Regions from separate parts of the Homo sapiens genome. Here region 1 is linked to region 2. A link is a contact called in ENCODE Hi-C or POLR2A ChIA-PET data. All regions are on one chromosome and are shown on one strand. The core of a region is the stretch at or near the end of the contact, and the rest is flanking DNA. Distances in the headings are between cores, read along the strand shown. Region 1 overlaps SMAD3 (SMAD family member 3). Region 2 holds the start of AAGAB (alpha and gamma adaptin binding protein).

What was found. A loop is a pair of places that touch in the nucleus more often than their neighbours do. ChIA-PET counts read pairs that join two places held with the same protein, here RNA polymerase II (POLR2A). Pooled maps may share reads with other maps.
Region 1: a map of heart left ventricle shows a loop between it and region 2 (2.1-fold over the local background). The contact joins the enhancer-like site here to the promoter of AAGAB in region 2. A Hi-C loop is called at or near these places in 6 of 168 maps with a recorded cell type or tissue (CD8-positive, alpha-beta T cell, PC-3, heart left ventricle and 3 more), 2 of 37 single-sample maps with no recorded cell type and 16 of 50 pooled maps. POLR2A ChIA-PET finds 5 or more read pairs at or near these places in 4 of 52 experiments (HEK293, MCF 10A, activated CD8-positive, alpha-beta T cell and 1 more).

The regions. Positions count from the first base shown.
Region 1 is chr15:67,119,889-67,122,615 of GRCh38, forward strand. All of the region lies in intron 1 of SMAD3 (SMAD family member 3), which reads left to right. Among named protein-coding and RNA genes, the nearest start is that of SMAD3-AS1, 26 kb to the right of the region's middle. RefSeq lists enhancers at 211-1,068, 1,047-1,486. Within about 2 kb of position 1,328, at least 36 of the 41 ENCODE cell types and tissues checked have a DNase peak (open chromatin) inside an H3K27ac peak, as active enhancers do; they include CD8-positive, alpha-beta T cell, heart left ventricle, prostate gland and 1 more, where a contact is called at or near this core.
Region 2 is chr15:67,253,251-67,255,950 of GRCh38, forward strand. AAGAB (alpha and gamma adaptin binding protein) reads right to left here and starts at 1,411. Exons shown (of 10, transcript NM_024666.5): 1 at 1,309-1,411. The coding sequence starts at 1,381. It overlaps IQCH (IQ motif containing H), which reads left to right and starts at 1,536. Exons shown (of 21, transcript NM_001031715.3): 1 at 1,536-1,697. The coding sequence starts at 1,647. RefSeq lists an enhancer at 1,152-1,471.

The sequences.
Region 1 (2,727 bases), core at 78-2,577, 130 kb before region 2:
CAGGCTCAAGCAATCCTCCTGCCTCAGCCCCTCAGGTAGCTGGGATTATAGGCACACGCTACCACGCCTGGCTATTTTTTGTATATTTTGTGGAGGTGGGGTTTCACCGTGTTGCCCAGGCTGGTCTCAAACTCCTGAGCTCAAGCGATCTGCCCACCTTGGCCTCCCAAAGTGCTGGGATTAAAGGCGTGAGCCACTGTCCCTGGCCAAGACTCTGGGTTTAGTAAGCCTCTTGCAACTCACTAGGAGTGGATTTCTAGGACCTCCCCACTTTCTTGCTTGTTGTTTCTTTTGCTAGCCGTAAGTCCCTGGAGTACACTGGGTACTTTATGGGAAAAAGAGGAACAGTGTGGGACAGACTTTGCCCTGGGCTGCTTAACGTGATGTGGGGAACAGAGGTGATAAGAGCCTGTGGCAGCTCAGGCAGCCCTGCCATGACCTGGAGTTGGGGAGGGGTATCAAGGATAACAAGTCTTATACACATGCCATGCTGTTTCTTTGGATCAATAGATGGATAATTTTTAAAACCCCCTGTATGTATCAAACTCACTTTGGAGATGTAAGGCATGGCCTCTGTCCTGGTGACAGTATCTGAGTGGGAGGCCTGGTAAAATGTCTGTGTTTAGGATGATGAACGCCATAATCTAAGACTGCTAAGTGCTGTGGGGTGGTCTAGAAGGGCAGATGGGCTAGCTGCGAGGAGGGCAGAGGCACTGTGCAATGGTGTTGCCTGGGAACACTCCGTGGAGAGTGTGGGAATCTCACCCTGGCCCTACCAGGTAAGAAATTGGGCCTGGGAAATTGGGAAGGGAATTTTTCAAGCTTCATGGCTGCTCCAGGACTTGAACTAAGACTTTCCTTTAGAGCAAGCTTGTCCACCCTCTGGCCCGTGGGCCGCATGTAGCCCAGGAGAGCTTTGAATGCAGCCCAACACAAATTCATAAACTTTCTGAAAACATTGTAAGATTTTTTTTTTGCGATTATTTTTTAGCTCATCAGCTATCGTTAGTTAGCGTATTTTATGTGTGGCCCAAGATGACGACTCTTCCATCGTGGCCCAGGGAAGCCAAAACACCGGACACCCCTGCTTAGAGAAAGTGCGTTTTCTGTTATAAAAGGACCTTGAATCCCCATCTCATATGTTGGGACTTTGTCTTGCATGTTTTCAGGCAGGGCATGATTGTATCTGTAACATAATAATATGTAAGAATGTGTACTTCTTAGCCTTTGCAGAGAGGCGGGAGGCCTGTTTCCTGCAGCCCCCGCCCTGTCCTGGCTGAGGGGTGGGAGGCAGCTTGCTGGCCAGCCCCGCTGAGTCACCCTCCGGCGTGGAGCCCAGTGGGGATTTCCACGCGGCCCCAGTGTTCTCTTCTCCTCGTTTCCTGTTGGGCTGTGACGCAGGCTGGCTGCCAGCGGGTGCCGGTGGGCACTCCTGACACAGGCCACTGCCAGCCGGCCTTGTGGGTCCTGAGGGCATCGTGGGTGGCTCTCCCCCCACGAGTGACTGTGCCTGGCAGGGTGTGCCCCACATGTCAGTTGCACTCCGTTCTGGGTGGGCAGCTCCCAGAGGCCCCGGGGAGGGCTGCAGATGGGCGGGGGGTGGCTGCCTGGGAGGACGGGAGGTTTTGTTGAAGAGAGAGCTTGCTCTTGGGGCAGTTTGTACTGGGCGTTTAGGGTTATAAAAACCTAGATTTGCTGAAAACGGCTCTCTTTTATCTTCTGACAAGAACATTTGTGAAGAAAACAAAACAGACCTTCAGCCATTTAGTCTATACACCGAGAGAATGGTTTCTACAGTATGCCTGATTTCTCTGGGTCTTTCTAACACATCCATGTATGTGCTTGTCAGCTTCTAGTGCCTCCATTTCTTGATATGAGGAAATTTTGCTTAAAAAAAAATCTCTACTGATAGGACCTCTGCATATTCATGCATGTTTTTCCTCCAGAACTTTGTGTCCCACCACTGTGCTAGGCAGTTTACAAATGCCATCTGATTTCATTCCTGCCACTACAGTCTAAGGCTATATTGTCCGATACCTATCCACCACCCTCATGTGGCTATTTAAATGTTGGGTCATTAAAATTAAATACAATTACAAATGCTGTCCCTCAGTCACACCAGCCGCATTTCAAGTGCACGGGTAGGCTAGTGGCCATCAGATCAGCTCATATAGAGCAGCACGTTTTCATCACCACCAAAAATTCTATTGGGTAGCACTGGTCTAAGGTCCGGACATATGTCCCCATTTTGTAGATGAGGAAGCTGAGTCCTACAGAGGTTAAGTTGACCACTTAGAAGAATGAACAGATGAAACCTTTTCATTTTACACATGAGGAAACTGAAGGTTATACTCCCCTTTCCTTCTTAGAAAAGAGAAATTGATCTGTAGGCTTCAGGGACTCTTCAGTTAGCCTGGGGGTACTGTGCGGGTCAGCTCTTTTGCTGTTCCCCCCAGACCCTGTCAGCTGTGGGTGGTGGCTGGTTTCTCTTGGTTTCCTCACCAGAGTTTGGGAATGAGCAAGTCAGGACTGCTTTCCGTACGGTAATCCTTTGGCCCATTTCCTATCGGGGGATTTATGGAGCTGGTGATCTCTTGGGTTTTTTGGCCATTTGTTAGAGCCAAAAGAGGTCACAGGAAATGATATACTAGTTTCATTGCCCAAAATACTGAGGTCCAGAGAGGTGAGGGGATGCTGAGGGTCTTGCATCTAGCTAAGAGCTGAGCT
Region 2 (2,700 bases), core at 161-2,660:
CCCGTATGACGGGGGGGGGGGGGGGCAATTAGCCGGGCGTGGTGGCACACACCTGTAGTCCCAGATACTTGGGAGGCTGAGGTAGGGGGATGGCTTGAGCCCAGGAGGCAGAGGTTGCAGTGAGCCGAGATAACGCCACTGCACTACAGCCTGGGCAGCAGAGTGAGACCCTATCTCAAAACAAAAATAAAAAAAAGGAGAGAAAAGAGAAAGTGAAGGGTAGCCAGGCACAGTGGCTCACGCCTGTAATCTCAGCACTTAGGGCGGCCAAGACAGGAGGATCACTTGAAACCACGAGTTGGAGACCAGCCTGAGCAACATAGCAAGACTCTGGCTCTACAAAAAATAAAAAAATTAGCCAGGGTTCGTGGTGTGAGCCTGCAGTCCCAGTTGCTCGGGAGACTGAGGCAGGAGGATCGCTTGAGCCCAGGAGTTCGAGGCTGAAGTGAGCTATGATCGCATCACTGCACTCCAGCCCGGGCGACAGAGCAAGTTCCCGTCTCTTTAAAAAAAAAAAAAGAAAAGAAGGAAGGAATGTAGGTAGGTTAGGTGACTTGCTCGAGATCATACAGCTAAGTCACTGCTCTGATTCTAAGCCATACACTTAAAACAGAAGTCTTGAGTTACCTATAATTCAACTTCACAGAGCCCTTTAGTAGAGTTGGCTTATTATCCAGTCCCATGTTCTCTCTTTTAAGAGTTAGTAAGTCTGACAGCCATTATGAGGGTCTACAAGCAAAAGCACTAGCCCAATCATACCCAAAAACTCATGTTGGCGGAGAGCCCATGCCTCAGATGAAAGGCGTGAATAACTAGAGTGGAGCGGACAAAGCTAACAAGTCTTATAATGTACACATTAAGAAGCAGAATAAACTTCAGAGTAAATACGCAGAATAAACTTCAGAATTCAGAGTAAACACTCTCTCCCGGAGCAGCAAGGATAACAACATCACGATATCAACAATTCCAGCACCTTACACTCCTGTAACCTAGCGCAATTTCCGGAGAGCCTTCAGGTTCATCTCAACGGATCCTCGCAAAAACCTGTGGCCTGGGCTGAGCAGAGCGGGAAATCAGTCTCACTTTACACAGGAAGCCGAAAGGAACGCCGAAGAAGGCCGAGTGGGCAGAAAAGCACGAGATTAAGAGATAGGGGCAGCCACCTGGGGAGACTGGGCGCCTCCACTGACTGGAGGAAGAACGCAGGGCCCGCTGCGGGGACAAGGCCCAGAGAGGCCGTGGTGCTGGGTCCGTCGCCCGCTGAGGCTCAGGGGCCTTGGAGGTCGGCCCAGGCGCCTATCTACTCACGTTGGACCAGCTGGTCTCCTGAGAAGACGGAGGAGCAGCTGGTGACTAACGCACAGGGTACGCCAGCAGCCATAGCTGCGCTCGCGAGCCGGTTCCGTCAGGCAGCCGCTTCCGCCTTGGGCTGCACCACGGCCGCCGGCGCGAGGGGGAGACAGGCCGGAGAGGGCGTTCTCGGAATGACCAGGCTGGCCTGACCCCGCCCCTAGACCCCCTTCCGCTCCCAGCGTGGAACAGGCCAGGTCGCGCGCGGTGTTGCCATGGGGACGAGCGGCTCCGGCTGAAGGTTTCCGTGCTTGGAAACCGCGCCTCCGCGGAGGTAGCCGTTCCCTGACCTAGCCATGGCACAGAACACTGAAAACCACGACCCTGTCGGATCCATCTTAATCCAGGTGGGAAACGGGCTTCCCCCGGCCCTGCCCTGCCCAGCCGCGCCACTTCCGAGCGAGGTCCCGCGCGCCGATTCACCGACGCTCACCCATTTGGTGCGCCGCCCCTAGACTCCCTCCAACTCGCGAGAGGCTCCCAAAAATGCCCACCCAGACCTTCCCCCACGGCCCAGCACACTCCCGGTGACTTACCCTGTAGGTTACGCCCCAGAAGCAGGACTTTCTGCCTCTGGGAAAACTCTAAAACCGTTCACCCGGAACCTTTACTTCAGAAAAATTAACCTCACGCTGAGGCATCATTTTTAAATGTTATATTCTGAAAAATTTGAACCCATGACGTCGGGAGTGGAGGAGAGACAAATCGGACACTCTAGGAGGTGATAAGAAATTTGGAGACAAATTGAAATATGTGAATTGCTTTTCTTAAACACCCCAGTTTTTTAGATCTAAATGTTCCTCATTGGAGAACACACAGAAAAATCAAGATAACTTGGAATGAAAAAATGTGACATTTAAAAACTTAGTGAAAGACCTTTTTAATTTGAGAGGGGAAATGTCAAGAAAGTCTTGTCCAATACAGCTCAATTTGTAATAGTTGCACTCAGATGTTTCTGAAATGATCATGGCATTTTGTTTTCACATTTATGTGAGGTAACTTTAAGATATTTCCACATATATCATCGGTTTTAACTATCACATATATAATAGCTGCATTTGACTAAGTCTTGAAGTCATTTGTCTAAGGTCACTCTGTCAGGACTGTCACTCAGTTGGTCTGAAGTGGGTCTTACTCGTCAAAGGGATCTAATTTTTCTGGCAGAATTTTGATCTCTTACCTCCCATCTAGGAGAGACTTCCCTAAATGTACCTTTTCCCAAATACAAGCCCCTGAACTCACCAATTTCATAGACTTCCCCATTAAGAATCATACCTAATCTTACCTGATCTTTTCTCACCCTCACTTTCACCATCACGCAGCAATGAGTTTAGCCAAACTGCGAAGTCT